Linked DNA regions of Homo sapiens: region 2 is linked to region 1. A link is a loop called in an ENCODE intact Hi-C map of the cell type or tissue named here. Cell type or tissue: endothelial cell of umbilical vein. All regions are shown on one strand. Each heading gives the region's core, and the rest is flanking DNA. Links, peaks and the distances in the headings are about the cores only.

Region 1 (11,862 bases), core at 2,147-10,146:
TCAGCTAGATAATTTGCATATTTTATCCCCATTTTACTGCAAAGTTGACAAGCTCAGGGAAAATAAATAGTTGGCCAGAATTAAGCAACCAATACATGATAGACAGGGCTAAAACTGGGCTACAGAATTTTCAAAAAGAATGATACATTCTGAAGGTATGTTTATAATAAACATTTTTCATATGTAAAACAATGGTTTTTGTTTTCGATTTTTTAAACACTTTAGTAAAATGAAAATGTTTTATACAATCTTTTGAAAGATAAAATAGTCTCTCTTACTAACGTACTTGCTTTGACAGGCATAATAGTTGTCAAGGCCCGGGGGAGGGGTCTTAAAAATCAGTCAAAGGAGCATGTTTCTTTGTATCATTTCCCAGTTTTAAAAATGTATACTTCTTGGACAATGTGTAATAATCATTCACCCATTCATTATTATTTTGAGCAAATATTTATTAAGCACTTACTATGTTCTAGACACTGATCTAGTTTTGGAAATACAACTAACAAGGTAAACAATGTGCCTGTCCTCATGGAGTTTCCATTTAGTGGCAGAGGCAGCAAACAATAAACAAATTTATAAAATAACTTCAAGTTATAAGACGTAACGCATGGAGAGAAGAAAGTGGTTGGTATAAATACAGTGAATAGGTTGAATTTAACTCATTTTAATAATATTATGCAAGTGGCTGTTTTGGTCTAATAAGATTAGAGCCATATGAGTGAATGCAAATAATTTGTGTTTATAAATGACACAGATATTTAAGTAACCTGCTGACTCCTAAGACACATCTTTTTAAATCATGGAATTTAAAAATGAAATATTTTGTCCTCTTACCTGCTCACAGAGGAATAAAATTGATGTGTTGCCTTCTTAATATCACTTAAATGTTTGAAATATTGACTTATTTTTCTCCATCTTGTAGGCTTGAAATGTTCTTGTAACTTATTAGGAAACTGTGTTAGAGTCTTACTGAATCCAGATCAGTGTCCTTAAGAATTTAAATGTTTGTTGAATTAATAAATGAAAATTGAAATGTCTGGACATATAATTAGAATATAATTTTCAAAATACTGCAGAATAACCATAAGCTTGCAATTTTAGGAATTGTGTGCAGGAAGAAAAACTCAAATTCCTGTAAATCCTCTCTCAATGAACAATATATTTGAATATCTGCTATTTGTCAGGCACTGATGGATATGCAAAGAGTAATAGGCCACAGTCTGTCCTCATGGAACCCACAATTCAATGAATGAATTGTGTACAAGAAGAAAAACTTAAATTCCTATAAGTTTTATCTTAATGTGCAATATGTTTTAGTATTATATTATTGTACAACCATATTGCAACATATTGTAATGATGATTAGAACATACTAAGTGGAGTAACAGAAGCACATACAAAGTGTGTGATAGTGGCCAGGCGGTGGCTCACGCCTGTAATCCCAGCACTTTTGGAGGCCGAGGCGGGTGGATTGCCTGAGCTCACAAGTTTGAGACCAGCCTGGGCAAAACGGTGAAACTCCGTCTCTACTAAAATACAAAAAATTGTCCGGGCATGGTGGCAGGTGCCTGTAATCCCAGCTACTCGGGAGGCTGAGGCAAAATAATCACTTGAACCCGGGAAGCAGTGGTTGCAGTGAGCCGAGATTGCACCACGGCACTCCACCCTGGGCGACAGAGTGAGACTCGGTCTCCAAAAAAAAAGAAAGTGTGTGATAGTGTAGAGTCAGCAATTGCAATTAAACTGGATTTGCAAGAAGGCTTCACGGGGGATGTAAATTTTGGAGTAGGGTTCGATGGTTGAAGAGAAGTTCACCAGCAAGTTCACAGAGAACTGTGTGTAGGCACAGACAACAGCATGTACAAAGCTCAACGACTGCTGAGTATTTCTGTGTGACTTTTGCATACAACTTGTGCAGCTTGTGGAAGACGAAGGATGATATGCAAGTTGACTGATGATATTGGAGGCTCTGTGGACTCTTGTAAAATGATGGGCTGTTAGCTAGCAAACAGTGTGGAACCTTTGAGGATTTTTAATAGTTCAGTGATAGCACCAGATTTCTAGAAAGATCGCTCTGGCAACTGTGAAAAATGGATTTCTGGGATGCAGAGGAAAGCTAACAGAATCTGGAGGCAAGATGAGCAGGAAACTGTTTTCATACTGAAAGGTGTTGTGCTATTGAGAGGTGAAGCAAAGGGACAGATGTGAGATTTCTGTGGTAGAATTAGCTGGGTGTGGTGATCAGTTGGTTTATGGGATTTGAGGAAGTGGGACATACTAAGGGTAGATTAGAGTATTTTAGCCTCGAATAATATGAGTACAGGAAGAATCTTTTCTTAGTACCTAATTAGAAATTATATTAAAAATATAAAGATAAAATATAAAATTAAAACAAAATTAAAAAGCATATTTTATTAGATAAAATCATAATCAGTCTATCTAGACTTTATAATGTATAATCTTCATTTTCACTTTTATATAAGCAGAATTAATGGAAGTCAATTATATTATTTATAAAGCAGTACATTTGAGTTTTGTTTAAAAACATAAAAAGAAGCTATTGTTCAAAAGTGAATCCATGCTTCTGGCTAGCCACAACATTTCTGAAGAAGAATCATAAAGGGGATTACTTTAATTCAAGTGAGATCAAGGCAACTGCCAAATTTAATGAATGCCAAAAGTACGCAGGGAGAATGAAAAAATCCATCCGAAAGCATTCTGATTTTTTAAAAAATCAAAAAATTTGAGTGAAGGATTAATCAAAGGATTAAACCAATTTGAAATTATTAAAAAATTATGTTCATTACAACCAATTAAGTTAAAATATAATTTATTTTTAAAATATTGTGTTCTAAAGTATGCTGGCATTTTATCCATATTTTTTCCTTAAGGTGTGCCATGTGTTTATATATGATTCTTAAGTGGGTAAAACTAGAGAGTGCCCCTTATTGTGTTGCCTTATATTAATGTTGTTTGTAGTTATTATTGAATTCAGTATCTTTTACCTGCCCGGAAGCATCATCTGCTATGGCACTTTTTCCTCCATTGTTCCAATTCTCCTTCCATTCCTTCCTTCCACAGATACATATGATAGAGTTACTATGTCAGCAACTGTGTTAGGTGTGTGAGATATGGTAGTAAACAGAAAATATCTTTACCCTTACTAGCTTATACCCTGTTAGAGGATACAAAAAATAAACACAGAAACACATAAATAAAATTTGAAAAGTGCTAAGTGCTCTAAACAACAACAACAACAAACCTAGGGTAATATCACTGAGGGTTGGCAGGGGGCAGATGGGAGAGAAAGGATAGAAAAAGGCATCACCTTATTTTGGGTGGTCAGGGAAGACCTCAGGGAGAAGATGAAGATGAGACTAAAATAGTAAGGAGGAGCAAGTCATCTGCAAATAAGGAAGAGGTGCTTCTGAAGGAAGGTGCCGCCCTGCATCTTAAGGCTGGCTGAGCTTGGTAGACTCACAGGATAGCAAGGGCCTGAGTGGCCAGAGCTCCATGGGAAGAGTGGTGGCCAGGCAAGCAGGCACTCTAGGGTAAGACTTTGCAGGCCAGAGGGTGGAATCAGCACTTCACTCCAACGACATTAGAAATTCCTGGAGTGTTTTAAGCAGGGTATGACATAAACCAAGGGGCAGCCAGCAATTCAGTTAGGAGAATATTATGGATAGTCCAGAACCATTTCTAGATGTTTGGCTTTACTAATGGGATGGAGGGTGGGGCCATTTTCTGAAATAGAGATGGGTGGGAATAGCTTTGAGGGAAATTCAGAAGTTTCCCTCTGGACCTGAAATATTTTAGAGACCTATTAGGCCTCCAGAGGAAGATGTCAAGGAGGCAGTGAATGTCTGAGTAGCACACTTCCTTTTCTATTATAAATATTTGCTGAACTGTTTAACAGTGAAAATTGCTGAAGCGGAAAGTAAAATCTTTACACGTTTGATTGTTTGGGTTCTGGAAGATACAGCATAGGAACAATACTGCATTGAAAGCTTTACAGAATCACAATGAAAATTTGGTTAAAAGAAAAAGAAATAGGACTTTATTTTGCTACTTAGAACAACAACAAAAAAGTAGGAATTCATTAGGTAGTTAGTGCCTGTTCATTTCTGTCTTAAATATTTCTTGTTTTATGAACTATAAGGAATCAACACTATTGAAGCTACACCATAGCTGATGGATTTTTTCAAAGGAGATAGTGTGTTTTAAATGTAAATTGTATCTCAAATAAAATCTTAAGGCTGAATCACGACTCATAAACCATTCTTAAAAAATGGCTTTAGAAGTTATTAATAGTTTTATTAATCCTGTCATGAAACAGTGACTGTCAAAGTACAGAAACTAACATATAAAATCTTATCTATAAAAAAATGGTCATTGTATCTCACTTATTTTTATTTTTATTTCTTTGCAGATCATATATTTTAGTTCTCTGTTTCCATATGTGGTACTTATTTGCTTCCTCATCAGAGCATTCCTTTTAAATGGTTCAATTGATGGCATTCGCCACATGTTTACCCCTAAGGTATGTACCATATTTCTATTTAAGGCTTATGATCATGAAAGCATTATGTTTATTGTTAAAATATTCTAAGTTATATTTAAGGAATAATTGTTCTAATGTATGTACATTAAACTTTTAAATTATAGTTGTTAACCAGTCTAGGAAAAACCAGCATTTTTTATGTATAATTATAGCCATTTATCTCCATTTTTTATATCCCATTTTGATTTTAGAGTAAGGCTACCACTATTTCAACTTCAAAAATCTCTCTTTTATAATAAATTTATTTCTAAGTTTTATACTGATTAGACTTCAGAATTTTTCAGTCTTCCTTAACTCTTTCCCCTTTATTTTAGTGGTTTTTAACCTTTTTGTGTCATGGATCCCTTTGAAAAAGTGACGAGGATTTTTTTTCCCAAAAAAAAAAATGAACATATTAATTTGCTTAGTGTATCTGGAAGTTGACTGATCATCTAGAATCCATGGACCCTAAAATAAGATTAAGAGCCCTAAAATACTCTCTCAGAGAAAATAAGTGTTTTCTTTTCTTAGTTAATTTTTTTGAGGTTTTGTAGTTTTGTAGCTTCTGGAAGAATATTTATAGTAATCAGCTTGTGAAGTTCTGTAACTTCTATAGATGCATATATATTTTAGGAAAATTCTCATTAGACTCCATCAAGGGCTCAGAACTTATAATCCATCATGCAACTTTGTAGAGCTAAACTCAACGGTGGGCCCACTTAACCTGGTTAATCATAAGTGTGGGCTTAATCATAATTTCTTATACTGCTTTAACAGGGACCACGTTTTTGATTCTCATATATATATATATATATATATATATATATATATATATATATATATATATGGTGCACCCCACTATTAGTTTGCTAATACTATCATAGGCAGACATTAAGATGAAACTGTCTAAAGATACGATTTCAAAATTAGTTTAGAAATTAAAAGTTATCTGAAGGATGAATGTGCAGGCAGCATTGTGCTGTGAGATTTGGGCATAAGGGATTAGCTTCTCTGGAATTCTTTGTCACTCCTGGCGGCTGCCTTGATACTGCGTAAAAGAAGCTGTGTTCTTTGTGTGTGTGGTTCTGAGTTGGTATTCATTCTGTAGTAGCAAAAATGCTGACACTGGTGTCTGGTTTTCTCAGCTACTTCAAAATTCCTGTTTAACATTTAGAGTTCTTGGAACTTCTCTGTGAACAACTAGTTAAGATTTACGAGTTTCAGCCACACTATAATTTAAATCTGCTACAAATGGGCCACACTTAATGACCAAAAATACTTATATGTATAATATTGAAGAAAATGTTTTCTGAGTTCAAGACAACCAAAATTCTGTGTGAATTTCTAGAATATATTCTCTTTCTAAACTGACAATTGCTTGTGACAAAATTCTAAACATTTGATTTAGCTAGATATTTTAGAATTTAAATGCTTATATGTAATAATTCTATATGGCCCCAGTACTGAAAACTGCAGCATGAATTAACATTTCTGACCTAGACTAGGGATCACTATTAAAATGTTAGTTTTCCTTCAGCTAACTTTTCATTGAGTGTTGATAAGACTCTATTACATTTCTGTAGGATGTGATACTCAATATGAGAAGTAATTGTAATTTTTAAAAATTTTACATTGTTTATGTAGGGGAGAAAGTACATAAGCACATCAAATACTTGTGAAACAGTGAGTGGAGATTTAGTTCAGAAACTGGGCTGCTGGTAATGTCTTTAGTTAATAGGTCTTTTCTGCCATCTAGTGGCTAAAGCAGAGATAGACAGTTGAGTGTATTTTAATAGAATATGATGTAGCAATGGTCAGTAAACAATGTGCATATGTTAATTGTTCATAAATTATGAAGATAATCATGATTATGTTTAATAAGCATATTTCATAGATTTTAATAACCAAAATTAGTTGAAGCAATACATCCTATTGTTTGAGAGAATATGGATTTTGGAATCTACCTATGTTCTTATTTCATCTCTACCTCAGAGCTGCTGTGTAAACTTAGGCAAGTTACATAACCTTCCTAAGAATCAGTTAATAGTGGCAACAACTTCGTGGGTTGTTGTGAGTACTAAATGAGTTAAACCATATAAAATGCTTACCGGTGTGTATGCCGCTATAGCTCATCTATGTTATCGGTTACTGAGCATTTTTAGAGTGTGGTAGGCACCGTGGTAAGTGGTACACTTCTTATTATTCTGATCTTTCTGAAGAAGCTGAAACTCAGAGAGGACACGCCATTTGCCATTGTTTGCACTATTTTAAAATTACTAAATGGCAGAATCAGAATCTGAAACTCTCTGTAGAATTCGTGTTCTTAGTCATGTTTGACATTGCTCTCAATAAAGGCAATTTGATTGTAATGGCAAAAAGAGATAAAATGCCAATTTAAACGCTATTATTACTGAAATCAAAAGGAACTGTTTATTAAGATCTGGGCCACACTTGGCTGATCTGAATTGTTTCATTTAAGTTTTGATTATATACAGTGATAATTATCTAAGACATAAAGCACAACTACATGAAATATCTGTTCAATATTTAATATCTGTTCAATGTCAGAACTTTGGATCTGAAAGAGTATCTTATAGACAATATAGGTGAATTTCTTCAATTTTCAAAGAAAAATCTTTTAGCAGACTTTTGAATGAATGAAGAATACATATGTGAATATGCAAAGTACAAATAGTTCAACTCTGCGAAGTTTATAATTGTTTTCTGCTTCGACCATTAGATTAACAGCAGAAAACACAAAACATGGAGTGTTAGTGAAGCAACTATTAACTTTTATTGGTAATTGACCTGTTTTGCTATGGAAAGAAAAAAAGACATAATGGGAAATGATTGAGGATAATTAATTTTTCTTCATATTCTCATTTCATATTTCCTTTGATATTCTTAAAATATTTAAAAACCACCATGTAAGTAGAAAATCCCCATGTACTTAAAATCTCCATGTAAAGGACTGATCAACTTTCTTACTCATAATTATTTGTTTCCTAAAAATAGATGTTTATGCTTAAGAACATATTATTTCCCGATTTAAATAAACTTTGGATGCATAAATATCATTGTATACTCCATAAACAGTAAATTCCATAAAAATTAATTATTCTGAAACATTATTTTGTAGCTGATTCTATTATGTTTATTTTTAAACAGCTTGAAATAATGCTGGAGCCCAAGGTCTGGAGAGAAGCTGCTACTCAAGTGTTCTTTGCCTTAGGTCTGGGATTTGGTGGTGTCATTGCCTTTTCAAGCTACAACAAGAGAGACAACAACTGCCACTTTGATGCTGTCCTGGTGTCCTTCATCAATTTTTTCACTTCTGTCCTGGCAACATTGGTGGTGTTTGCAGTTCTGGGCTTCAAAGCAAATGTCATAAATGAGAAATGCATTACACAGTATGAATATTAATTTCCATTTGCCTTTTTTCTTAGTTTTTATCTTGTTATTTATACTTTTATTGATACATGATAGCTATACATATTTATGAGATACATGTGATAGTTCGACACAAACATACAATGTATAATGGTCAAATCTGGGTAAATGGGATAGTCATCACCTCAAACATTAATCATTTCTTTGTGTTGGGAACATTGCTCATTCATTAGCTTATAATGGCATAGTCGTTCACAAACTATACACCAAAGAACTCTTATGTGCTCATTTGTATGTTGTTTTATTTTTCAGAAATTCAGAGACGATCATGAAATTTTTGAAAATGGGGAACATTAGTCAGGATATTATTCCCCATCATATCAACCTTTCAACTGTTACTGCAGAAGATTATCATTTAGTTTATGACATCATTCAAAAAGTGAAAGAAGAAGAGTTTCCTGCTCTTCATCTCAATTCCTGTAAAATTGAAGAAGAGCTAAATAAAGTTAGTAAGCCATGTTTGAGCAATAAAATAATTATCATTCACTTGAAATATGCATTATCCAGCAGACTCCCTTCAGGAAAAGGGCCTTAAAATGCCCGAAGAAGCTCTTAAAATGCCCGGAGAAGCTCCTGGGCATTATAAGTCCTTCAGAATTTACATTCTTAATTTTAGAGAATATGTTTTCTTAAATGGTAAAGATTTGCTTTATTTTAAAAAGTTATTTCATTGATTGAGCCACAATAATTTAAAATATGAATATAAAGTGATTTTCATCATAGAATGATGATTAGTCTGAAATCTTTCTTGCTATAATTTTCAATACAGAATTAGAATTATGGCTCTCATTTACACATACATGATTGCTTTGATGCATGAATAATATTTAAAATAGAAATTTTAATAGTTGTGTTCCACAAGTCATGATCAAGTTCTTTTTTTTTTTTTTGAGCCGTAGTCTCTCTCTGTCGCCCAGGCCGGGGTGCAGTGGTGCGATCTTGGCTCACTGCATCCTCTGCTTCCCAGGTTCAAGCAATTCTCCTGGTCAGCCTCCCAAGTAGCTGGGATTACAGGCACATACCACCACACCTGGCTAATTTTTGTAATTTTAGTAGAGACGGGAGAAGGCGGTTCACCATTTTGGCCAGGCTGGTCTCGAACACTTGACCTCATGATCTGCCCGCCTTGGCCTCCCAAAGTGCTGTGATTACAGGCCTCAGCCACCGTGCCCAACCGATGAAGTTCTTTTTCTTAGCTATGTTGTATTAAATAAGAAATAGGTCACCATTAATAAATGTCCTTATATTGGCTGCCACTGTCTCCTGTATGTCGAAAAGGAAAATATAATGGAGAAATTAGTCACTAATTATTTGCTTTAAGATAGTTAACTGTACTTGAGACTAACATAAAGAATCATGTGTGGATATTATTCATTAAAAAGTAAAGCCATCATTAATATAAAAACCTTGAATTCCTTAAGGAAATATTTAATTAATTACTAATGTACCGTTCAAAGTTTTTTTTTTTAATTCTCATCTGTCTTTATGAGACAACACAACTTGAAGTTTGGTTATAGGTACAGTTAGTTAGACAAAGTAAGTTGTTATTTTACAACTCAATATTTGTGATATTTATAAAATAAACTCACATTAATATTTGCAAGTAATTCAATTTCTTTCTGCCCAATTGGAGTATCTGTCTTTTTATTCATTTTGTTATTAGTTTTGACTGGAAATTCATTGTGTCTTCTGAATTATGCAAACCAGTATATCAGCCCAACTTTTTTTTTTTTTTTAATCAGGGAGGTAGGAATATCAGAAGTAAAAAAAGGTAAAGATGTAGGTTTTTTAAATTAAAAATTGGCTTTTTATAATCTACTTATTCTGTTCACATCCTTTTATTTTGCATTTGCAGTTTTCTCTTAAATCAAAACAAGTTTATTATTCATAGTGTATATGTATATATATATATAACAACAATTGATTGAGCCACTTTGAGGTAAGGTAAAACCAAATTTTTAAAATCTTTATATATGAGCCAGAAATAGTTGTATATATATATTTGTATTTATATATCTATGATAATATGTCACTATTCATATTCATAAGCTTTAACAAAACCAAAAATATTATGTATTCTTTAATATAGTTTTTCATTCTAGGAGCCTTGTGAAATAGTTAGTATATACAACACAATCGTGTACTCTGTTTATTAATTATAGGCAAAATTTCATTATTTGGATCTGCTTGATCTAATTAAATCCAGGTTCTGAGAATGACAACATGATTTATCAGGTTAAGAGCTGATTTGAGCATGTCTATTTCCAGCAGTCCTGGCCATTATTCAGAGATCTTTCCTCCTCATTGTAACTGACATATAGAGCCATTGTTTAATAATTACTCTGTACTAATGTTGCTATTTTGTGTATTTTGCAGGCTGTTCAGGGGACCGGCTTAGCTTTTATTGCCTTTACAGAAGCGATGACACATTTTCCTGCATCTCCCTTCTGGTCAGTGATGTTTTTCCTCATGCTGGTCAATCTAGGCCTTGGCAGTATGTTTGGAACCATTGAAGGGATTGTCACGCCTATTGTGGACACTTTCAAAGTGAGGAAAGAAATTCTTACTGGTGAGTTTTTTGTATTTGACTTTTCATTGAACAAATCCAGGCCATTTTATTCTTGGTGAAAGATTAGAGATGAAAAGTGGAAAGTCTTATATTTTGAGTTTTATTAATGTCTATTATCACTATTTATTATTGTATACATTGTATAATTTATTTTATTTTATTTTAATTGTATAATTTTTATTGTATGTATAATATAATATGGATGTTTTAATATAAATTATATTTTATCATTTATAATAAATATTTATTGTTATAATTCATTAATAGTAATGCATTATCAAGAATGACTGACACTAGAATAAAGTCATGGACTGTTTGTGTATAATTTTTATACAAGTCAAATAATCATAATTAGAGCAGTTCAGATGTGATATTCCTATCCAAAAAGTGCATAGCTGAAAATGATAAACCTAAATCCCGTTCTCATATACAGCAGCAGTAGTAATTTACTAGTAGTTAATGTCTCCAAGTAGAGAAGAAAATAAAACAATTTATCAATATGGATGGTAGTTAATAGGTCCAATTTACAAGTGATTATTAAAGTACCAGTTTAATGCATCATACTCCCATTTAAGGGCTATAAAGGATATAAAATAAATTATAAGAGATATACAAATATATAAAAAACTCTTCTCCAAAAACAATAACACTAAAATTAAAATCAGATTGCATAGATAAGACTTACAGCATGTAAAATACTGATAGCATAATGGATTTTACATATAAGAATTCAAAAGAGTCTAGGTCATCTAAATATACGATGGAACTGTCAGAGAAAGAGATGAAAGTTGAATTGGAAAGAGGAAGGATCTTCTCAAGGGTCAGAGGATAGCTAGTAAACATACATAAATGAAGATAAAGGCAACAATAAGAAAGCCAACCATACTAGAGTACAGAAACAATACTGGTAAGTGATGTAAAATAAGATTGGATACAAATTTTGTAGAGATGACCATGAATGCTGGGCAGTGGTGTGCAATTCCCCAAGGCTTTTTTTTTTTTTTTTTTTTTTTGAGACGGAGTCTTGCTCTGTCGCCCAGGCTGGAGTGCAGCAGTAGTGCGATCTCAGCTCACTGCAAGCTCCGCCTCCCGGGTTCACGCCATTCTCCTGCCTCAGCCTCCCGAGTAGCTGGGACTACAGGCGCGTGCCAACACGCTTGGCTAATTTTTTGTATTTTTTTTAATAGAGACGGGGTTTCACCGTGTTAGCCAGGATGGTCTCAATCTCCTGACCTCGTGATCCGCCCGCCTTGGCCTCCCAAAGTGCTAGGATTACAGGCGTGAGCCACCGTGCCCAGCTCTT
Region 2 (11,862 bases), core at 1,599-9,598, 180 kb before region 1:
ATTGCAACAAAAAAAAAAAATTGACAAGTGGGGCCTAATTAAACTAGAGAGCTTCTGCACGGCTAGAGAAACTATTAAAAGAGTAAACAGACAACCTACAGAATGGGAAAAAAAATCTGTAGACTATGCACCGGACAAACATATAATATGCAGCATCTACAAGGAACTTAAATCAGCAAGTAAAAAGCAAATAACCCCATGAAGAAGTGGGCAAAGAACATGAACAGAGATGTTTTGAAAGAAGACATACACGTGGCCAACAAACATAAGAAAAAATGCTCAACACCACTACTCATCAGAGAAATGCAAATAAAAACCACAATGAGATACCATCTCACACCAATTAGAATGGCTTTTGCTAAAAAGTCAAAAAATAATAGATGTTGGTGAGGTTACAGAGAAAAGGGAACACCTGTTCATTGTTGGTAGAGATATAAATTAGTTAAGCCACTGTGGAAAGCGGTTTGGAGATTTTTCAAAGAACTAAGAGTTGAACCACCATTCAACCCACCTATCCCATTACTGGATATATATCAAAAGAAAAATAAACCATTCTACCAAAAAGACACATATATCGGTATGTTCATCGCAGCACCATTCACAATACCAAAGACATGGAATCAACCCAGATGCTCATCAACAGTGGATTAGATTAAAAAAAAAAAAGTAGTACATATATAGCCTGGAATAACATATAGCCATAAAAAATGAAATCATGCCTTTCGCAGCAACATGGTTGCAAGTGGAAACCACTATCCCAAGCCAACTAACACAGAAACAGAAAACCAAATACCACATATTCTCATTTATAAGTGGGAACTAAAAATTGGGTAAACAAGGACATAAAAATAGGAACAACAGACACTGGGGAAAACACGAAGTGGTGAAAGGAAGGGGACAAGAGTCGAAAAACTACCTACTGGGTACTATGCTCACTACCTGGGTGACAGGTTCAATCATGCTCCAAACTTCAGCATCATGCAATATACCTTTATAACAAAGCTGCATTTGTACCCTTGAACTTAAAGTAAAAGTTAAAAATCATTAGCTTGATAGGAATATTCTTGTGTATACCATACTTAAAATTATAAAAACATTATATTAAAATTGGAAGCACTATTATTTCAAAAAACACTGAAAAAGTACAAAATTTTAGAATGCAGTAACTCCTCTTTGTACGGAACATTTCCTGTGCATTAAATTGAACTAAAAGTTTTAAATTTACATATTTATGTAAGTAAATTGAAGGACCATGTGTTCATGGTGATATAAAGAAAGGAATTAGACCACTCCATTTTAAGTACCAAAAGCAATAATTAAAACTTCAGATAAATAAGACTTCTAGTTTCAAAATCATTTTAAGAATGTCTCAACTATTCATAATCTAAAGCAATTTTGAAACAAATTTATTTTTAATAATTTTTTCAGAAAGAAAATATACTCATCAATTTGTAGGGAGATAACTTCTATATACTGCCTAGTTAATCTGTAACAAACAGATATACATTCTGTAATTGGAAAACTGGCTCTACACTAAAAATGAAAACATTATTTAGAATTGAGCACTCAAGAATTGAAAATTCAACAATTACAGCTGTATAGTAACAAATGCTACTCAACATTATAATTTATATTATTCAGTGTGATTTAGTAACATGTTGCTTTCAATCAACTATACAAGCACAATTAAGTTCTAGTTATTTATGATGTGGCAATTTCTGTCCTTTAATCTTATTATAGTACAGAAGTAACTGCTACAGTATCCTTGTTAGTGGTATTTACTTTTGAATATGAGGAGCTTCCTATTTCCTCCTTTAATTGAAGCTCTTTTCATTGAACATTTAAAAAAAATCTTTATAGTATAGCAATATAGTCCCCTACTCGACCACAGATTTTTCCAAATACATGAGATCAAAATAAATTTTTGTATTAATTATGGATACATGTATGACAGGAGCCACATACATAAAACCACTTTATGCTTCGAAATTAAGGTCAATATAGAATTAGTAATCGTATGTGTTCATTACTGTATGGTCAACTAGAAAAACAGCAATTGGAGCATAATGGGTGTTGGGTAAATGTTTCTTAAAATAAATAAATGAATGAACTTCCCTAGCCTGTGGCAAAACTCAACTATATTTATAGCTCTCATACTTTACTTCCTTTTTCTTATAAAGAATTATGTAAAAACATTTGAAAAAGTTATACTTTCAGACTCTCATGACTTGAGAATGAACTATTCCACCTATAGAAGCTATGAAACTCTCATTATATTTTAATAACAGATTCCAAATCAATTTTCTACTTAATCATCTGTATTTTCCCAAATCCTTTACAGCCCATTGTAGATAAAATTCCCTAACTCAGCAACATACATTTAGAGATTTTATTCTCAATTATTCTTGAGTTCAACCTAAGAAGTGTCAGTCATCTATGGTAAACGTAATTACAAAAGTAATGCAAGCAACAAGTCTATTTTATTTTTTTTTTACTTTTTCAGAACATTTATTCAGTGGTCCAATCTCAAATCTATTTGGCAGGGAAAAATAATATTGTTTTAAAAATCAGCTGCAAAGGGACTGAGTCCAAGGTTTGATTAGTGGTTTGAATAAAACAGCTACAAAACAATTTCAGGTATGTCACCTATTATTCCAATAGCAGTTCATTACAATTTACTTTGTATAAGAGAAGTGAGACTTCTTGATCTAAAAGTTAATAAGCAGCTAAAATATTATTATTCACGTTATGGTATAAAGAAATATTTAAAAATCCTTAAGCTCAGTGCCCTTTTTTGTGGTGGTTATTACTTAATACAAGTTACCATTAGTAGCAAAATGCCAAAAATAAAAAATAGTTAAAACATTTAAAAATAAAAAATAAAAATATATTCATTACCCATAATTATTGCTCTTTAGTCTTCTCTTTTGAGATATTACTGCATATAACCCAATGGTCTAGTATTTTCAACTTTATAACTTTTTTGATGAAACGGGCTATTAAGCAGCCCTCGAAAACAATCCATTTGCCTTCTCTTTGCTTGCTTGAGACCCACATTTGACAAGTGGTATTAGAAGCCCTGGGCCATGTTCTTTACATACAGCATTTTAAAACTCAGTGATCCTATATAATAGATATTGCTGTTCCAGTTTGTGAAAGACAAAACTGAGGCTCATACAGGTCAAGCATTTGCATAAGGTGTCACAGCCATAAGTGGCAGAAATAAAATTAGAAACAGTCTTAACATAGAACTTAGTAGTCTAATAAGCTACACTTCAGTAATTTTACATTCATTTCCTCTTCAGTCAATATACTTTATCTAAACTGTGAAACTGGTAGTAATGAGGAGATAAGATTAACATTCAATTGCAGTTCTTTTTTTTAATTATACTTTAGGTTACATGTATACATGGGATACATGTGCAGAACATGCGGTTTTGTTATATAGGTATACACGTGCCACGTGCCATGGTGGTTTGCTGCACCCATCAACCCGTCCTCTACATTAAATATTTCGACTGGAATTCTTTATTCATCAATTGATTCATCCCCCCACTCATCCATCCTATAATCAGGTAATGAAAGTCATTACAGATAGTTCCTGACAAGAGATAGTTTAGCGTAGAATTTTTTTTAAATTTTATGATGGTGTGAGATCAATAGACATTTAGTTGAAACCATACTTCAAATTTTGAATTTTGATCTTTTCCCAAGCTAGCAATATAAAGTATGATCATTTCTCACAATGTCAGGCAACGGCAGGGAGCTGCATCTCCCAGTCAGTCACATGATCATGAGGGTAAACAACAAATACTCTACAGTGTACCACGTTGCCAGATGATTTTGCCCAGTTGTAAGCTATGTAGGTTTATCTGGATGTAACTTCATTGTAACTTGAGGAGTATCTTTATTTGCCTGGCAATGTGTAAAGAAGTATGAACAACACGAAGATCCGATTTATGTCTTGAAGTCTCAAAGTAAGAGATTAATGTAAGCAAAATGAATGCATTACTGGGAGACAATAAACTTTTCTAAGTTGATCTCCAGAAGGACATCCCAAGGATGGCAGTGAGTGATCAGGATAAGGATAAAGATCTGAAGCTAAAAGATCAGAAAGTCAAAAAGAAACTGAGCCATGGATCAGTAGTAACAGTGGTGAATAAAGACACCATGGTAAGCCATCTACCAAACAGAATCTTTACAGGAGTTGTCTGGTAACAAAAGATGATATTTTCTTAACATTTTAGCATCTATATGGCACATTCACATGTATTTTTCATCTTTATACTGCCTATTTGATGCTTCAAAGCTAAATTAAAAGCTTGAGATAGTTGCTTTAAGAAGGGATGAGAGGATTATGGTGCCCTTTAGAACACTGCTACTCAGATTAGTCCACTCACCAGCACCAACATCATCATTTAGAATCATTGCAAGAATGGAGAATGGGTGGATCACCAGACCTATTGAATCAGAATCCACATTTCTACAAAGCTTCAGGTATTCTATAGATTTTAATAGTTTGCCAGGCCTTGCTCTAAGAAGTAAAAGAAAGAGTTAATTATCATTTTATGTAAATTGACAAACGTTCGAAAGAAGGAACAGAGAGTCAGCTGGAGAAGAAATGCCAAGGAGAAAGAGGCTCACACATCTTAACTTCCTTCTCATTGGACAGAACAGAGACCTACAAAGCAAGGGAGGAACACTACTGTTTCTGTAACTTCATTTTCACTTTTGAAGCAAGTACACTGTAGGCATGAAGCCATCACTCTTGCCTAGCTTTAACAGATACTCATGAGGAAAACTAAATAATTGCTAATGTTATCATATTGGAAGGCCTGCAGCAATATGTTAGAGAAAGAAAAGTGCTAAAACATGATTCCAGAGATAACATGCGCAAGGAAAAAATTGGAGAAGAGCAGATGAGAGATTCTATATGTAGCTCTGCAGACCTGACAGATGTGGCAAATACATTACCCAGGAAATAAAAGACACTTAAAAGTGTATGTCCCAGTTCTCATCTCTTATATTGCTATTTCATATACCAGAAATATCTTCAAAATCCCACTATTTTATTATTCTCTCACAGGATACTCTGAAGCCTTATTTACAGCAATTCTCAAGATCCATAATAACGTATTTATGTGTGTTTAAGCTCCGTAAAAGACTGGGTTTTCTTTGTTTATTAGTCAACCAATAAATATTGATCATCTTATTGGATAGATGAATATTTGCTGAGTGAATAAACAAAATAATGTTTATCTATTAATATGATTGTTCTTTCTCCTAGGCATCTGTCTAGCAAGAAAGTCTATCAAGAAACTAAATAAACTTTATTGAATACTTTTGACTTTCAGGCCTTAGCTAAATATATGTATTTTAATCATAAGTGCTTTCTAGTGTTACACTGTTTAAAATATTATTTTCTCTTTTTCTATACGTTTATTAGTTTCTGTGTCTTAATTTTGGTTGAAACTATGTTCTCCATAACCATATAAAATTAGTAACATTTGATGACAACTATTTTACATTTCAGACATATATGCACCACCTTTAAATAGCACACGCTAAATAATTGTTGCTAGATGGGAATTCTAGGGTCTTCAGGGTCTTCTATCATGCAAGCCCTTCTTTCACAACAGTGGTCATGGACATAAAATCCACTTTATTCCAAAAGCAGCCACTAGGTGGTGTGGTGGCTCAAGTCTAAAGCAAACTTCTGTTTACTTAGGAGTTTCCTACTATAATTCTAACCCTAACTTTCTATATGCTTCCATTCTTAGAGGTTTAAATAATGACTGGAGGGCCCTTGAACACAGGCTTCAAGATATTAAAAAATATAAATCAAAGCTTTTTATAGAGTGTCACTTAGGGAAGATGCCTCGAACAATTTGTTGAGATATATCCCCTCCCAAATGGGGTAATATTTCATTCATAACTTTATTAAACAAGAGACAATTCTTGTATACAAAATATTTCTTTTTCTAAGATCTGAAAAGTTATACTTTAAAGAGCTAATTGTAATTAAATGTGAAAAATTATTATAAAATTAGAAATACCTGCTGTAAAGTATCCCAAGGGCCACATCGAAGAATTTCCAGTTTATCCAAAGCGGGTGTCATGTTGGCTGGGCATTTCACAGGTCTCTTTCTTCTAACAATTTTCTTTTGTTGATTTTGCTTGAAAATTTCAAGCCAAGGTTTAAATGATTTTATCCAGGCTAGTCTCCTTTCTTCAATAGAATATAGAAGGGTTGACTCTGATACACAGCAGGTCATGCTATCAGGTTCAGGTGCATTTTCATGGCATTTTTCTGAAATATTTCTAATCTCAGATTTAAGAGAGTTGACTTCTTTAGATACCATGGAGCTTTCTGCATTATAGTTACTCAAGCCCTCACAAGGAGCATGTCTACCTAACACATAATCTTGGTCATTTCTTTTGCCTTCTATATTTATCATGGTATCAGTTGTGTTAAAAATCACAATGCCACTATTCCAAGCATTGTCTTTTGGGTTCTCCTCAATTTCTTTGGATTTTGAATAAATTTCTTTTTCTTGTAATATTACGTTTTCTCTTACATCTTTGGAATTTTCTGATGTTAGTGAGAGTGATCTTTGTTTCACTGAAATAACTAAAGTATCCTTATCTTTATATAATAATCCATTCTGTTCTTGTATCTCTTCTTTTTCTACTTTTTGTATCTTTTTCTGCTGATTATCTTTGATTATTTTCTGCTCTTCATTGGTTTTCACCTCACTGATTTCTTGGTTATGTCCTAATATTATCTGGGTTTTTTGTCCTGTATTCTCATTTATGACATGTTTCATGATTTTTTCTTCTTTTTGTGCATCAGACTTTAATTCTTGCAATGGAAACTGTTCTTTCAGATTTCCTTTTAGATCAGAGTTTCCCAATTCAGTTTTGTTATCTGTATTTTCATATTTTCTTTCTTGCTTGACCAATTCTTCTGAACATCGTTTTTTTGCTAGGTTTTCATTTTTTTCTTCCATTTTAAAATCTGCCAGAATTGTTTGGCTTGATATAGATTCTTTTAACTTTACTTGTATTGATTCTTTTAATATAGTCTGTCTATCTACATTTTCTTTCATATTTGATTCCTCAACTAGCCAAAGGAGAACATCTTCCTGCTTCTTTGAATTTTCATCCACTAGATTTTTGGCTATATCACCCTTATCATTTGAAATATCTTCAAGACTTAAATGTTTGTTATTATATCCGCTCTTCTTTAATGCACTACTTATTATTAGCTGTTGGCTTGCATCTTCTCTTAATATTATTTTTTCCTTGCTTATTAGTTGCTCTCTTTCCTGTTTCACAATATTCTTTTTTTCTTCATATTCTTTTTCTCTCCTTTTCCTTTCCTCTTCCTTTTGCTTTTTTCTCTCTTCTTTTATCCTTTGTTCCTCCTCTAATCTTTTTCGATTTTCTTCCTCCTTTTGTCGTATTTTTGCTTCCTTTTCCTTCCACTCTTGTGCTTTCCTTTTCTTACTTTCAATTTGCTCTTTAATAATTGGGCCATATTTTTGATAGGCAACAAATGCTTTATATTTAGCTTGAATTTTAACAGCTGCATTATTCTGCTGTTTTAACAAAGAATTTTTTTCTTTTTCTTGTTGGTCTTTAAATCTTGTTCTTTCTTCTTCCATTTGTAAATGCAAGTTTCTAATATACTCCTAAAACAAAGTAAGATACATGGTAGTCAGCATAAACTAAACATGAGATGTTACTAAAATGTCATCTGAAATGTAGATTGAAAACAAATACTAAAACTGAAGTCTTAATAAAGTTTCTATAAAATTTATTTAGAGAAACTAAAGTCATTTATCTTAAAGGGTATTACTTTTTTAATATTTAGGAGATTGAATCATGTTAAGTTGATACTCTAATGTTACATGTATTCTAAGCCACCCAGATATGAATTGAAGATTTCCTTGAAGATAGAAAGCATATAAAATCAGAAAGACACAGAATAAGCAAGCAAACAACAACAACAACAAAAGGGAAACCACAGGCTAAAAACCACGTAAAAGAAAAGGACTTCAAACTTTCTGGAATGAGAGTTCTGATAAAGAAGACTCAGAGCTAGTATTGAGACTGCAAAAACAGGAATTATTTTGTGAAACTTATGGTACCAAGAAAGCCAGATAGTCCCTACATACAAACAATATACAGAACCAGCCTACTCACATATCTTATCCCTTCTCAATGATCAAAATAGTTGATAACCACATACTACTGCATTTAATGAAATATTTAGAGTTAGGTGAGAAAATATTATTTTTACTAGAGTCCTAAACCAAAAGTAAGAAGATCAACAAAATTGAGCAAATATCTAACGGAAACTAACAAAAAGGATATGAGACTATATTTTAATCAGCAGAAGGAAGAACCAATTTCTGAGAAAATCAAACTATTAAATAAACTAGATAAAAATTTAAATAAAGATATTTTAGAAAAAATATTTAAACAGGAATAACCTCATATTTCAAGTGTTCAAATAAAAACGACTCACTTAAACCAATAATCAAAATAGAATGGCTGGATAGCTGATTACTTAAAAAAAAACTTCAAAATGAGATGTTTTCCCCAAACAACAAATAATAACAAAGATAAAAATTATATGTCGGAGGTAAAGAAGATTAACACAGAAACTCCAACATATGACTAGTAGGAGTTCCTGAATAAAGAACTGAGAAAAACTGAAGGGAAGAAAATAATAGAAAAATACGTTTTCTTAAAAACAACAACAAAAAGCCATGGGAGAAAGACCGAACATTGCATGCACACATACACAACACACTTAGACAGATGCTAGCAATATTTCAGACCTCTGGGGAATGTAAGCTGTTAGTTTTACTGTGCTCCTTTTTAGGTGGTGTGTCTTTTTGCCTCTGGATGCTTCCAACACTATTTTTCCTTTGTCTTGAATTTGAATAGTACTATTTAATTCCAAGGTGTGATTTTCTTTGTATCTCTCCTCCTTGGAAATTGTGTATCGCATTTGAAAGTAGGGATTATTTTCAATTTTATGTACTGTCATATCTTAAACACTCAGAGAAGTGCCTGACCTAGTAGAAAACCAGTAAATATGTGTGGATGAATGTATAAAATGAAAAATCCTAAAGCTTCAAAAGAATGTAAGGAAAAGGCATCAAATTTGCAATCATAGATAGCACAGGCAAAAATAAATATGCAACAAAGTCATATCTTTACATTGTTAAGGGTGGTAATAAATCTGTATTCCACACCCGAAGAAACTGACCATTCATTTTTAAAAGCAAACTAAAAATATTTTCAATCCTGGGTAACACGGTGAAACCTTGTGTCTACTAACAATACAAAAAATTAGCTGGGCGCAGTGGCGGGCGCCTGTAGTCCCAGCTACTCGGGAGGCTGAGGCAGGAGAATGGCGTGAACCCAGGAGGCGGAGCTTGAAGTGAGCCGAGATGGCGCCACTGCACTCCAGCCTGGGCGACGGAGCGAGACTCCATCTTAAAAAACAAAAAACAAAACAAAATATTTTCAAATATGCAAACAAAGATTGAGAAAATCTAGCATCCAAAAATGTTTTTTGACAACTATTTAAGTGTATACTACAGGAAATTAAAAATTGAGTCCAGAAAATGGAGGAAGAGTCAGGATTCAAAGAACACTAATAAACAAAGAAACCATTATCATTGAATACTTACGTTTTTTGAATCGTCTTCTTTCTTCCATCATTTTACTTAAAGATGGCTATTTGTTTTACTGTTACTCCTTTTTAGGTAATGCGTCTTTTATCCTCCAGATGCTTCTAAGACTTTATTTTTCCTTTGTTTTGAATTTCAATAATTGTATTATTTATTCCAAGGTAGCATTTTCTTTGTATTTATCCTACTTGGAAATTATTTTTCATCTTTGAATATGCTGGTTGATTTTTTAAAAACAATTTGAAATCTTTTTAACCATTATCTCTTTACCTCTTTGCTTCTGCCCCATTCTCTGTCTCCTCTCAAGATATGATACAAATTTTATATCTTTTCACCATGTGTCACATATTTCTTGTGCTGTTTTCCTCTTCTTGCAATTTTTTTTCTTCTCTGTGCTTTAATTTGGATATTTTCTATTGAACTGTCTCATTTCACTAATGGTGTCATCTGCTATGTCCAATCAAATTCACCCACTAAATTTTAATTTTATATACTGAATTTTTTAAACTCTAGAATGTAGAGTTGGTACTTCATTATAGATGCTATTTTTCTTTTCACATCACCTGTTTAAGTATTTTGCTACTGGATGATAATTATAGGTATTTTAACAGCTCTACTATACTTACCATTTGGATTATCTATAGGTGAGCTATTATTGTCTTTTTTTGTCACTTGTCATTCATATGACTCTGTCTCTTTACATGCTTAACCAGCTTTTTAATTTGACAATGTGTAGTAGACACCTACTTTTGCAGGAGCGGGTTTATATAAATTTTAAAAAGATTTGAAAGGAATACAAAAAAGGATAATGTTTAGCTAAATAACAGGATTATGGAGATATCTACTTTAAATTTGTAATTACTTAAAATAATTGTATATGAAAACTCTAGAGTAAATAAAAACTAAAACATCAGTATATGTATCATCAGAATAATCTTATATTCAAAACAAATTTAATTGTGTTTAGGAAAAAGAGTAAGCTTTCATAACAATCTTTGAACATAAAGAAATATTCAAAATGGTACATTTCATCAAACCTTAAAAGAAATGTTAGAATTACAATTTTATACGGACAACACTCACCAAACCAGCTAACTCTCATTTTTAAGACATTCTATTTCAAGGAGTGTTTCTGAGGATTAATAAATTTTTAATGCTGTAATAAACTAAAATCTTATACTACTTAGGCAGCATTATCTAAAAATAACCATTTCAAGCATAGTAATGTATTTCAAATAAAGAAAGCTTAATGTGCTAAATAAAAACAACAAATAGATACCTCATGCTGTTTAAATTTCTCTTTCCAAATTTTCTCTTCTTTATAGAGTTCATCATTCATCTTGTCCTGTTCTTGCTGAACATATGATAATAATAAATATGACTATACTCAAATATCAAAAATATTATGTTAATTATATATGATTCTCATAACATATATTTGTAAACAATAGTTAAAGCTGACAACCCAACCAATGGCTTTCAATTTTTAGTACTGGGATAACAACTTTAATCTCAAACTGAAGTGTCACATAATACCTAGGGTTTCCATTCTGAGAACATAAAGAAGTTTGCAACCTAGGAAAGTTGTATTTATTTGAGTATGTTTATTCACAGAATATAATGTATTGGCTCGAAACACTGTTAGGCATTGTAAAAATTACAATAATGTTTGTAAAATGGGTTTTGTGTTACAATTGTTTTCTCACCATGTCATACCATTTAATTCACATAAATCAGTTCAGTAAGTGATGGTTTTCTTTCAATAAGTTTTTATCAACACATTCGATAAGACTCCTCAGAATAAACAGATCAGTAAAATACAACCCCCTTCTTCAAAAACTCTTCTGATAATGTGAAGACACTATCATAAATTTACACATTACCCAAAATCTAGCAGAATAAGTTTATTGCAAGAGAAAAATATAAAAAATAATAATGGGCATGATAATTAGATCATGAAAGGTTTTATGCAAAAGACTGTATTTGAAATCACTAGGTTTTCAAGAAGAGAAACATTTTTGGCACTTATTAAGCATTTTGAGCTAGGAAAATAATTACATCACTGTTTTTATGAAAATCATCAGTTTACATTAGATAAAATTAAAAGAGAACCAAGGAGACAATGAGATCAGTGAGCAAATTATATTAGTGT

What was found. A loop is a pair of places that touch in the nucleus more often than their neighbours do. Peaks named below come from ENCODE experiments on the same cell type or tissue, not always from the same donor. Only the 100,000 strongest peaks of a DNase experiment are listed, where the experiment ranks them.
Region 2: it touches region 1 in a loop (12-fold over the local background); 22 of 110 quality-filtered maps call a loop at or near these places.

Annotation. Positions count from the first base shown.
Region 1 is chr12:84,869,175-84,881,036 of GRCh38, reverse strand. SLC6A15 (solute carrier family 6 member 15) reads left to right here. Exons shown (of 12, transcript NM_182767.6): 6 at 4,430-4,540; 7 at 7,709-7,950; 8 at 8,243-8,435; 9 at 10,367-10,559. Among named protein-coding and RNA genes, the nearest start is that of SLC6A15, 38 kb to the left of the region's middle. In endothelial cell of umbilical vein, for the core only: a CTCF peak has its summit at 6,283 (motif pointing left); a DNase peak (open chromatin) is centred at 6,276; H3K27me3 peaks cover 179 bases.
Region 2 is chr12:85,051,379-85,063,240 of GRCh38, reverse strand. It overlaps LRRIQ1 (leucine rich repeats and IQ motif containing 1), which reads right to left. Exons shown (of 27, transcript NM_001079910.2): 7 at 10,990-11,064; 8 at 6,057-7,694. Among named protein-coding and RNA genes, the nearest start is that of LRRIQ1, 21 kb to the right of the region's middle. In endothelial cell of umbilical vein, for the core only: a CTCF peak has its summit at 5,674 (motif pointing right); a DNase peak (open chromatin) is centred at 5,680; H3K27me3 peaks cover 385 bases.